Regions from separate parts of the Mus musculus genome. Here region 1 is linked to region 2. Evidence: chromatin contacts called from ENCODE Hi-C or POLR2A ChIA-PET data. All regions are on one chromosome and are shown on one strand. The core of a region is the stretch at or near the end of the contact, and the rest is flanking DNA. Distances in the headings are between cores, read along the strand shown.

Evidence for each region. Hi-C counts contacts between places; a loop is a spot of excess contacts on that map. ChIA-PET counts read pairs that join two places held with the same protein, here RNA polymerase II (POLR2A).
Region 1: a loop to region 2 is called in a map of heart, with 4 times the contacts of the local background. The contact joins the promoter of Dffa here to the promoter of Cenps in region 2. A Hi-C loop is called at or near these places in 3 of 37 maps with a recorded cell type or tissue (heart and v-Abl transformed pro-B cells). POLR2A ChIA-PET finds 5 or more read pairs at or near these places in 2 of 5 experiments (Patski and embryonic stem cell).

Annotation. Positions count from the first base shown.
Region 1 is chr4:149,100,374-149,106,389 of GRCm38, reverse strand. Dffa (DNA fragmentation factor, alpha subunit) reads right to left here and starts at 2,248. Exons shown (of 6, transcript NM_001025296.2): 1 at 2,004-2,248; 2 at 77-238. The coding sequence starts at 2,139.
Region 2 is chr4:149,134,925-149,140,961 of GRCm38, reverse strand. It overlaps Cenps (centromere protein S), which reads left to right and starts at 3,362. Exons shown (of 5, transcript NM_027263.2): 1 at 3,362-3,486. The coding sequence starts at 3,439.

The DNA.
Region 1 (6,016 bases), core at 999-3,498, 33 kb after region 2:
AGACAAACAGCAGCCACTGGCCTGCGTAGGCCATCGAGCTGGCACGGCTCTTGGCTACACAGCCTGCATTTCTTACCGGAATCATTATAAATCCACTTCTCATTGCAGGCCAACGCCACAAACTTCGTATTGGAAGGAAGGCAGAGGAAGTAGTCATCGTCATCCACTATGGTCCCGTCCTCAGCCAGGACCAGGGTGATCGGCGTCAGGGACTTATCAATGGCCAGGAGTTCACAGGCTGAGAAGAAGAAAATAGTTGCCAGGTGACAAACATCCATAAGGAAATGGTATCTGTCTTAGAACTCTCTGGTATGCCCCACGTATGTGACATTCATCACACGCCTGGTCCCATTCTTACTGCGTTTCCGGTAAAAAACTGATGCTACAAAGGAGTTACTATTATTATTCCCAATTTATAGACAATGAACCCAAGCTCTGAGAGATTAAGGAATTTACTCAAAATCCTACTGTAAGTAGCATAGTTAAGACTAAACTTTTTTTTTTTTTTTTAGATTTCTTTATGTATATCAGTACACTGACTTAGCTGTCTTCAGACACACCAGAAGAGGGCATCAGATCTCATTACAGATGGTTGTGAGTCACCATGTGGTTGCTGGGAATTGAACTCAGGACCTCTGGAAGAGCAGTGAGTGCTCTTAACCACTGAGCCATCTCTCCAGCCCTAAACTTTTTGTTTGTTTAGATTTTATATTCATGAGTGGTTTCTTTTTTCTGAAGGTATGTGTGTAGATTACATACATGTGTTGTGCCCACCCACATGCATGGAGCCCAGAAGCGGGTGTTGGATGCCCTGGAACTGGAGTACTAGAAGGTTGTGAGCCACCATGTGGGTACTAAGAACTGAGCCCAGATCCTCTGCAAGAGCAGAAAGCACTCTCAGCAGCTGAGCCATCTTTCCAGCATCCTCACATAGGAGGCATTTGAGTCTACATAAATAAGCATCCAACCAGAGGCTGGTCTGATTACAGTGGACGCGTAATGCTGTCCCTTGCTCATTTATTCGGTGGTAATCTTGAATTCTACACATCAAATGTCAGAAAACAAAAAGTAGGTGGTTTATTCTCTCTGTGGCTATCTTCTTTTGCAGTTCTTCTAGACTGAAGGAAACTACAGTATTGGCAGAAGCTTTACTCAGTGTCATTTCATTTATATTATTGCCAGGCAAGAGGCTTTCCATAAGGCTGTCATCACCCAAAATAGAACTGCCAGTCAGTCTGCTATAGGCTCTGCTGCAGAGAACAGAAGTCTCTGGGGCCAAGGACACCCAGCCAATGCAACTGAAGTGGCACTAAGCTGAACTAACCTTGTGCTGGGGTGAAATGCAAGCCTTGGTGTGACAGAACCCCTGTCACCAGATCAAACCCTGCTCCTGGGTCTCAGTAGCTAGCTCTCCGGAAGCGATGCACACCCTGGCACAGGTGAATCCGTGCCCGGAGCTAGCTGACATGAAAGACCTGCAGAACTTCTTTGAGTATCTCATTTGTTGCTACGGGCTAATAACGCTTGTAAGTAACCATTGAACAGACCATCTCACTTGAGAGTCCCAAGAATCCTTTGAAGCAAAGTTGAAAATACACCCACTACACGGCTGAGGAAACTAAGGGTCCAGAGATGGTTAAATGCAAAGTATAGTCAGGATCAGAACATGGCTCACGTTCCTTACTTGGACTCTAAGGGCAGGCACTGACAGCTCCCTTTTAATGGAATAGGTACTGAGTGCGGACTCCCATTCCCATCCCGTCGGGGAGCCCCAGTACCGCCTCTGTGAGCCAGAGTGGACAGAATACGCTGGACTCGGTTTGGTCCAAAATCAGGTCAATGAACCTGGACCTGCACAGTTTCCCGTCCCCTTCACGGCTCCTCTCAGTGTAGGTAAGTAAAAACGCCAGGAATCTGTCAATCACTGGACCCACGTGGGTCCCTGCAGTCCCTAGGCTCTGGGGTCACCTTCCCGACCCCGCCCGGTCCCCTCAGCAGCCAACCTTTGCTCCTCAGCTCCTCGAGACTGGAGGCTGCCACGCCGTGCTGATCGCGGCTGTGGTTGCGGCGTAGCAGACACGGTTTGAGAGGCCGGACATCGTCCGGGTCTGGGGCGCTGGCTCCCCGCGACAGCTCCATCCTCAAAGTGGGGACCTGGCGACTCTGGGAAATCCCAGGTAGCCCAGAGCCCCTTCCCTAAGCTTTGACAACCTTCCTCCCGCTGCCTGACGGGAGATGTAGTTCTCTCAGCAAGTTACGCGAGACCAAGGCACGCCGGGAGATGTAGTTCTAGTGGCGGCTAATCACGGGCGTTCCAGGGCACGACGGGAATTGTAGTTTCTGGGTTCAAAGCCAGGGGCGGGGGGGATTCAGTTTAGGGAAGTGGTCCAGATTGGAGATTTCTTTTTTTTCTGTTGTTTTCTTTCCCCTACCCTGTTACCTTCCCCTCCTTTTCTTCTCTAAAAGACTGTATGATGGAAAACCCGGGGTCTCATGTATGGTAAGCATAGTTCTACACTACATTGCCAGCCATATATTCATGTTTTTTTTTTTTCCTTTTTAAAGATTTATTTATACATAAGTACACTGTAGCTGTCCTCAGACACACCAGAAGAAGGCATCAGATCTCATTACGGATGGTTGTGAGCCATCATGTGATTGCTGGGATTTGAACTCAGGACCTTTGGAAGAGCAGTCAGTGCTCTTAACTGCTGGGCCATCTCTCCAGATGCATATTCATGTTTTAAGAGTTGCCATTGAACTGGGTGTTGTGGCTCAGGCCTTTAATCCTCAGGAGGCAGAAGGATCTTTATGAGTTCCAGGGCAGCCTGGTCTACATAGTGAGTTTCTACACAGCCAGAGCTACATAAAAGAGAAAATTGTGTGTGTGTGTGTTTGTGTGTTTTTCAGGACTGGTTTTGTGACTTTTGAAGTTTAAAGGATATGATTTACAAGCAAGTTGAAATATTAAGTAAACATTTTACATTAAGTTAAATAGCTGACAAGATAGCTTAGTGGGTAAAGGTGCTTGCTGCCAGTCCTTACACCCTGAGTTTGATCCCAGAGCCCAGCATGGTAGGAAAACAGATTTCCAAAAGTTGTTCTCTGATCACACAACCTGACATTTGTATGCATGCATGTATGCTCATGTGAACACATACCCCCCCCACACACACAAATGGTTGCTATGAAATTATTATTAAGTTTTTAAAAGGAGCTGGTTTACTTATGTTTCTTAAAATTTTATTTTTGTAACCCAGCATGCTGGTGAATACCTTTAATCCTAGCTCTTGGGAGGCAGAGGCAGTTGTATCTCATTGAGTTCAAGGCCAAGGAGAACAAGCCAAAGTTACACAAAGAAATTCCGTCTCTGGCTGGTGAGATGGCTCAGTGGGTAAGAGCACCAGACTGTTCTTCCGAAGGTCCAGAGTTCAAATCCCAGCAACCACATGGTGGCTCACAACCATCCGTAGCGAGATCTGACTCCCTCTTCTGGAGTGTCTGAAGACAGCTACAGTGTACTTACATATAATAATAAATAAATAAATCTTAAAAAAAAAAGAAATTCTGTCTCAAAAACCAAAATTAATTAATTTTTTGTTTTGTTTTGTTTTTCAAGACAAGGTTTCTCTGTTTAGCCCTTGCTGTCCTGGAACTTACTCTGTAGGCCAGGCTGGCCTGGAACTCAGAAATCTTCCTGCATCCCAAGTGCTGGGATTAAAGGCATGAGCCACCACTGCAGGATATTTTGAAGGAAGTCAGTTTTCAACATAGAACATTAATTTTCAGTCTTGCCAAAAATGCAATGTCCCATCAGAGAAAAACTTTAAAATATTTATTTTATTTTTTGTATTAAATTGTATTAAATTTATTTATTTATTGTATAAATGTTTTGTTTGCATATATCTCTGTGCACTACATACACATTTGCCCGGTACCTGCTGCTGAGATCAAAAGAAGACATGCCCTGGCCCTGGGGTCCTGGAAAGTTGTGAGCCACTATGTGGGTGGTGGGGACCAGACCCAGGCTTTTCTGCAAGAGCAGTGAGTGCTCTTAACTGATGAGCCGTCTACCAGCCAGCTCTCCTGAACTACGCAAAAAGGTTGCTAAATAGCAATAACAGGAGGGCATTGCTGTAGACCAGGGAGTTGTTTTAGACACCAACAAATTGAGCTAAAAATAAAAATACAGACTGGGGGTAGCTAAATGCCAGAACACAAGCCAGCCTGAACAAGACTTTAAGTTTGATTCCTAGGACTGTGGGCAAAAGACATTCATGTGAAGATTTCACATGACTGAAATAAAAATAAACTTTATCTCGACTTCCCAGGGATCAAGATTAGAGGGATAGGCAGATTTCTCAAACAGGCTCACTCTGCTTGGCATGATCATGCCTTAATTCTTACACAAAAAGGTAACCGGAAATGATGTTGACCAACCGGTTATTTTTCTCTTGTTATATCGCCTTGTCTTTGGTTTATAAGAAAGTAACTTTGAAATGAAAAAGAATCCTCTTTCTTTTTTTGTACTTCTGGCTATAAGATCAACCTTTTCTGTTCTGCTCAGTGGGAACACTCAACAGTATCTTATAGAATGGAGCGGTGCCTGGTTACAGAATTGAAAATAAATAGAAATGGGAATTAAGAAAATGTGTCTCTTGGCAAGAAAGAATGATAAGATCGCAAGTCAGAAAGTAAAGGGAACCATGAATCACAGAGCTGATTCATTACTGCCTGGCAATATATTCATCCCTCCTGGCTGTGATACAAGTCTGGTTTGTTGTTGTTGTTGTTGTTTTATTGCTCCAGTGTTTAACATGAAAAGAATTGGCACTGGGGGTGTGGGTCATTGGTAGAGCATTTGCTTAGCACACAAGGACTAGCATCATATACATACAAAATAGTGATGTTGGTGGTGGTCGGGTGGTGATATTAAGGTTAAAGAGCAGGGCATACTGGTACACTTATAATCCCAGAACTCTGGAGGCAGAAGCAGGGGATCTTGAATTTGAGCCAGCTTGGACTACACAGTGAGACTCTGTCTCAAAAACCTAAAGCAACACATCTAACAATTCAGCTACCATAATGATGGTTCACAGACTGCTCCTCTCTCCTCAAATGTCCCCAGTTCTCAAAGTCTGGGTGTTCCAGTCTTCTGCCTGTATAAATTTTTTTTTTTAATTTAAAAAACAAACCAACCAACCAACGGGAACCTTACATAGTCTAGATTGGCCTTGAACTCAGCATATAGCCCATGTGCTGTGGTCACAGTTGTGCACCACTGTACCACGTAGTCATTGTGCTGGAGCCCAGGTTTTATGCATGTGTTACCAACTAAGCTATATCCCCATCTTGAGATGTCAGTTCTAATACAGAGGAGAGGCAGCCTGAGAAAGCACTATTGTGCACATGGATTTCTTATTTATTTATTTGTGGTTGCTGGGATTTGAACTCAGGACCTCTGGAAGAGCAGTCAGTGCTCTTAACCACTGAACCATCTCTCCAGCCCCAACACATGGGTTTCTTAAGACAGAGCTGCAGAACGCATGGTGGCGATCGCCTTTAATCCCAGCACTTGGGAGGCAGAGGCAGGCAAATTTTCGAGGCTAGCCTGGTCTACAGAGTGAGTTCCAGGACAGCCAAGGCTACGACAGAGTTTTGAAAAACCAAAAAAAAAAAAAAAAAAAAAAAAAGAAAAAGAGAGAGAGAGAGCGAGCTGCAGAGTGTTGTTGGAGTTTATGAACGCTTCTGAGAAACAGTAGGTACTTAACGAATACTAGTGTACCGAATGGCTACACTATTTTTTTTTTTTGGCTTTTTTTTTTTTTTTTTTTTTTTTTTCCGAGACAGGGTTTCTCTGTTGTAGCCTTGTCTGTCCTGGAACTCTCTCTATAGACCAGGCTGGCCTCGAACTCAGAAATCCGCCTGCTTCTGCCTCCCAAGTGCTGGGATTAAAGGCGTGCATCACCAGTGCCCGGTCGAATGGCTAAATTTTAACTTACATTTTCATGTGTTT
Region 2 (6,037 bases), core at 2,113-4,612:
GCTTTGCTAAAGCCACCAGGGTTATAGGAGAGAGGGAAGAGGTTCCCAATGCGAGAGTGCGCGCAGCCTTGATGAGCAGAGACTGTCTATGGTTTAAGAGCTTTATTATAGAGATGCAGGGAAAGAGAAAGAGAGAAAGAGAGAGAGAGAGAGAGAGAGAGAAGGCTAGAGAGAAAAAGAGTAAGAGGGAGAGAGGCGAGAAGACAAAGAAGGGAGAGAGAGGGTGAGAGTAAGGGGTAAGAGGGAGACAAGTAAGAGTGTAAGAGAGTAAGAGAGAGAGAGAGGTGGGGCTAAACAGCCCTTTTTATGGTCTTTACTGTTGCTAGGTAACTGTGGAGGAGTTAACAGTTCTTCTGTAAATTGACCCACAGCCCAGCTCTGCTCTGTCCTTTACTTTTTTTCTTGGTTTGTTTTGTTTGTTTGTTTGGTTGTTTTGTTTTGTTTTGTTGGTTTTTCGAGACAGGGTTTCTCTGTGTAGCCCTGGCTGTCCTGGAACTCACTCTGTAGACCAGGCTGGCCTCGAACTCAGAAATCTGCCTGCCTCTGCCTCCTGAGTGCTGAGATTAAAGGCGTGCGCCACCAGCTGGCTTCTATATTTTACTTTTTAAAGACTGATTTTGTTGAGGTGCATGAGTGACCCCAGAGAGCACACAAACACTGATCTCAGTCATACAGGGATAGTTTATTGAGTGCATACCTAATATTGATGATCAGGGTTGTAGCTGAGGCTATGGCCCTGGGCATCTTTCTCTGTCCACTTATAAATGGGGGGGGGGCACAAGAACCACAGTGAGTTCATACACAGGTGCAGGAAGTGCTGCCCGACGATCAGCTCTGACTCAAGAAGTTTTAGGCATAACAGTTCATATTGACCTTTAATTTGATGGGTCCTACGTAATTAATTTGTTGTAGTGGTAGAATGTTATCCTGCTCTAAACTCCCCAGCACATGGGCTTCTCAGTACTGCCTAATGTTGTGGATTCTTGAATGAAAGACACACCCACATAGCCTTGTTTTTAATATGTCCTAAGCAGCTCAATGGCTGGGCCACTCCCAAACTTCCACATTGTTAACGCCTCCCCTCCAATACTACTGAATTATCACTTTCTAAAATCCATCATCGCTACCCCAGACCCAATGGGGTAGGAGCCCCTGGGGTTGCTCTCCCCTGGCTCTTACATGGCTATGTGCTCTCTCCTGCAACTCTCAGGGCTGGTCCTCCTGCTTCCCCTTGTAGTGATTTTAAATCTTTGTTCTTGTAGTGATTTTAAATCTTGTAGTGATTTTAAATCTTTGTTTTAAATCTTTGCTGACAACTTTATTTACTAATTAGAGCCAACTGGGGGCAGGGACCCACGATGCCTTACATATAGATGTACAAATTCCTATGTAATTAAAAACAATTAACATAATAAACCGAATCTACAATAGGTTGTGGTATTTCTTAACAGACCTCGCCGCAGTGGTGGTGCACACCTTTAATCCCAGCACTTGGGAGGGAGAGGCAGGTGGATTTCTGAGTTCCAGGACAGCCTGGTCTACAAAGTGAGTTCCAGGACAGCCAGGACTATACAGAGAAACCCTGTCTTGAAAAAAAAAAAAAAGGATTAACAGACCTCACACAGAATGTAACAGTTTAGATGATCAGCATGACCCTGCTTTGAGTTATTTTTTTTCTTTCTCTCTTTCTCTCTTTCTTTTTTTTTTTTTTTTTTTTTTTTGAATTTTTGAGACAGGGTTTTTCTGTGTAGCCCTGGCTGTCCTGGAACTCACTGTGTAGACCAGGCCGGCCTCGAACTCAGAAATCTGCCTGCCTCTCAAGTGCTGGGATTAAAGGAGTGCGCCACCACCACCTGGCTCTTTCTTTCTTTTTTAAAGATTTATTTATTATATACGTAAGTACACTGTAGCTGTCTTCAGACACTCCAGAAGAGGGTGTCAGATCTCATTACAGATGGTTGACCTCTGAGTCATCTCTCCAGCCCCAAGTTATTTTTCTGTGTCAATGACTGGCAGGCAAATTACAGCGATAATATGAAATAGCTGGTAGGCATTGGCTACAGCCATTTCGGGGCCAGGCAGACCTCTCTACAGATCCTTTTTTTAATGTCTGAGTGTTTTGCCTGCGTGCATGAATTGGGCTCTTGGAGATCAGAAGAGAGCACTGACTCCTGGAAACAGTAATCATAGACAGGTGTGAACCACCATGTGGGTGCCATGAACCAAATCCTGGTCTGCAGGAACGGCAGCTGTTATTATTGCAGAGCCACCTCAGAGCCTCTCGCTGTATAGCTTGACATAATGGAGAAGCAGCCACTCTTGTCCCTGGTAACGTGAACCACTCGCTCTGAGGGGATAGCGTTTGAGCAGTGATCTCACTGATCACTGATTTGGTGCTGGTGGAAGAGCCATAAAAATCCAAGGTTCCTTGCACGAGGTTGTGTGTGTGAATGGTTCACCATAGAAGGCGCTGCCTTCCATAACTTACATCAACTGGCTATTGGTTTGTGTGAGTGTGAGCACACAGTGGATGTAAGAAAACAACTTTCTGGAGTCAGTTCTGGGAATCAAACTCAGGGCCTCAGGGCCCCAGGCTTGCAGGGCAATGTGTTTTGACCCACAAAACGATCTTTTTTCTCTCTCTTTCTTCTCTCTCTTTCTTCTCTCTCTTTCTTCTTTCTCTTTCTTTCTTTCCGAGACAGGGTTTCTCTGTATAGCTCTGGCTGTCCTGGAACTCACTTTGTAGACCAGGCTGGCCTCGAACTCAGAAATTCGCCTGCCTCTGCCTCCCAAGTGCTAGGATTAAAGGCATGTGCCACCATGCCTGGCTTTCACAAAGCTATCTTGCCAGCCAAGTGCTTTATCATCTGTTAATTGTGGGCTATACACTCTTGCTTTTTTTGTTTTGTTTTGTTTTTTAATTTTAAGGCAAGTTTCACTATGTAGCCCTGGCTGGTCTGGAACTCACAGAGATCCACTGGCCTATGACTCAAGAGTGCTGGGATTAAAAGGGTGCATCACCAGGCCCAACATATATATATTTTTTACTTAAACACTTTTATTTACTTATATATTTATTATGCATATGTGTGTATTTGTGTGTGCATCTGCATGCGGGTACCAAGAGAGACCAAGAGAGAACATTGTGTCCCTTAGAGATGGAATTACACGTGTTTAGTGAGCCACCTGATGTGGGTGGTGCGTCTGGCCGGTGCTCTCAGTGACTGCTAACCAGTGAGCCATCTCACGCACGTTCTTACAGATGCTTGAACCCCGGGTCACACCAACGCTAAGACCCTTCCGCGAGCTGTCGCCAGGGGGCGCGCGCGGGACAGGAAGGAGGCGCTTCGCGCTTTGACCCTCGGCGCCGCCCGTCGCAGAGGTAGCGCGGGAAAGTCTGAGCCGACAGTGGCGCGCCGACCGGGGTTGTCCGCAGTGATGGAGGAGGTGGAGGCTGAGGAGCCGCAGGAGTTCTCTCACCGGCAGGTATAAAATAAATGGGGTCCCAGCAAGGGCAGGACGTGAGGTCCTGGGAGAGGGAAAGGCCCCGAGTCCCTAGCCGGCCTCCGCGTGTGCGCATGCGTCGCTCGGCTGCAAGGAGGGGGTGCGGTCCGCCGAGCCTGCGTCCAGCTCGCCAGAGTCCGGGTGTCCCGGCGCTGTGAGGGTCGGGTGTGGGCGCTACAGAGAGACGATGGGGCTTGGAGGAGCGTTTGCCCAGCATGAGGGAATCTATGGGTTCGAGTCCCAGCACCGCACCTACCGGGCTTGGTGGTGAACGACTGTGACCCCAGCACGGAGCGGGGTGTGTGTGGAAGCGAGAGGCTTAGGGTGGAGGCAGAAGCCAGTTTAGAGTCATTTTCAGCGATATACCGAGTTCGAGGCCAACCGGGATTACGGGAGGCCCTGTCTTAAAGGAGGGCCCGCCCGGTGGTGGCGGCGCAAGTCCTTAATCCCAGACTGAGGCAGGCACATCTCTCAATTGGTCTACAGAGTGAGTTCCAGGACAGCTAAGGCTACACTGAGAAACCCTGTCTCGAAAAACAAAACAAAAACAACAAAACAAAACAAAAACAACAAAACAAAACAAAACAACAAAAGAGGCTGGGGATAGCGCGTGTGAGGGTGAGAGAGATGCAGGAGAGACACACAGACTAATTCAGGGGCTGAGGCAGGAGGATTACGAGTTTTAGATCAGTTAAGTACCTAGAGAGACCCTGTCTCAGGAACAAGCGAGGACAGTGCGTGGGGCTCAGGCCTTTAATTTCAGGAGTCAGAGCGAGCGGTGTGTGTGAGCTTGAGGCTAGCCTGGTTTACATAGTGAGACCTGAGCAGTTCACTAGGACCTGGGAAACGTTGTCTATTCTATGCTGCAGAGCCCGGAGTCAGCCCCTGGCAGGCTGCCCTAGAACCCACCCTCTGGCGTCGGTTGTGATTTCGGGTCCTCTAGTCAGTTAGTCGTGGCCCAAATATAGTTTTCTCCTTTGCAAAGTCGGAATACGGATAACTACTGCACGGGGTGGTGTCAGAGCCAATATTCAGTTGTTTGATGAATCAGAGCTGCCATCTCAGCTGGGAATGATTGTGAGCTCAGGGTTGGGGGTTGCTTCCTTAGGTATCTGCGTCCCATCGGCTGTCTGCCCTGCACTCCTGTTTTAAGAAATTCAGAACCTGGGCTGGAGAGATGGCTCAGTGGGTAAGAGCACCCAACTGCTCTTCTGAAGGTCAGGAGTTCAAATCCCAGCAACCACATGGTGGCTCACAACCATCTGTAACAAGATCTGACTCCCTCTTCTGGAGTGTCTGAAGACAGCTACAGTGTACTTACATATAATAAATAAATAAATCTTAAAAAAAAAAAAAAAGAAATTCAGAACCTTTAGAACCATCGCTAGAGCCCAGCTGTGAGCACCCAAGCGGCCATCATCTGTTTTCACTTGGCAGCTTGCTTTCATTTCAGTGGTCCTCAACCTGTGGGTTGAGACCCCAATTAGATATCCTGCCTATCTGATAATTATGATTCACAACAGAGATTCACAAAGTTACAGTTATGAAGTAGCAATGAAATAATTCTGTGGTTTATGTATTAAAATTAAATAGTAAAACAATTTTACTACACGAGGAACTGAGTTAAAGGATGGCATCCTTGGGAAAGCAGGGAGCCACTGCTCATCTGCTCTCTGTAGCAAGCGCAATTCTCAGGCTCTCATTTCAGTTGTAGAGCCCTGACCCTCCTTAGGGAGTGTGGCTAAGCCGTTTTAGCCTGCTGGAGGCTCTGAGTTCAGATGAAGCCTGGCACGGGCCACTGAGCGCAGATTTCTGGGAGGCAACCTGGTCTGCAGAGTGAGTTCCAGGCCAACCAGTGTTACACGGAGACCCTGTCTAGAAAATAAAATAAGATGAGAACACAAGTCAAGTTCAGGGTGGCATATTTGTCTTCTGCAGAGGAGGAAGGTTCTCTGTTCTCTTACACCCTTCTGATCGATTGTTACATTTCACAAGTGTGTTCAGTTGTTGAACTTTGTTTGTTTTTGTTTTTTCCAGACAGGGTTTCTCTGTGTAGCTCTGGCTGTCCTAGAACTCACTCTGTAGACCAGGCTGGCCTTGAATTCAGAAATCCTCCTGCCTCTGCCTCCCAAGGTGTTGGGGTTAAAGGCGTGAGCCACCACGCCCGGCTAGTTGTTGAACTTTATTTTTTTTAATATTTATTGATTTATTTAATGTATGTGAGTACACTGTCATTCTCTTCAGACACACCAGAAGAGGGCATCAGATCCCATTACAGATGGTTGTGAGCCACCATGTGGTTGCTGGGAATTGAACTCAGGACCTCTGGTAGAGCAGTCAGTGCTCTTAACCACTAAGCCATCTCTCCAGCCCCGTTGTTGAACTTTGTTTCCTTTTTTGTTTGTTTGTTTTGTTTTATTTTTCCAAGATAGAGATCTTCTATGTAGTCCTGGATGTTTTGGAACTCACTCTATAGATCAGGCTGGCCTCAAATTCAGAAACCCGACTGCCTCTGCCTCTCTAGTGCTCGGAT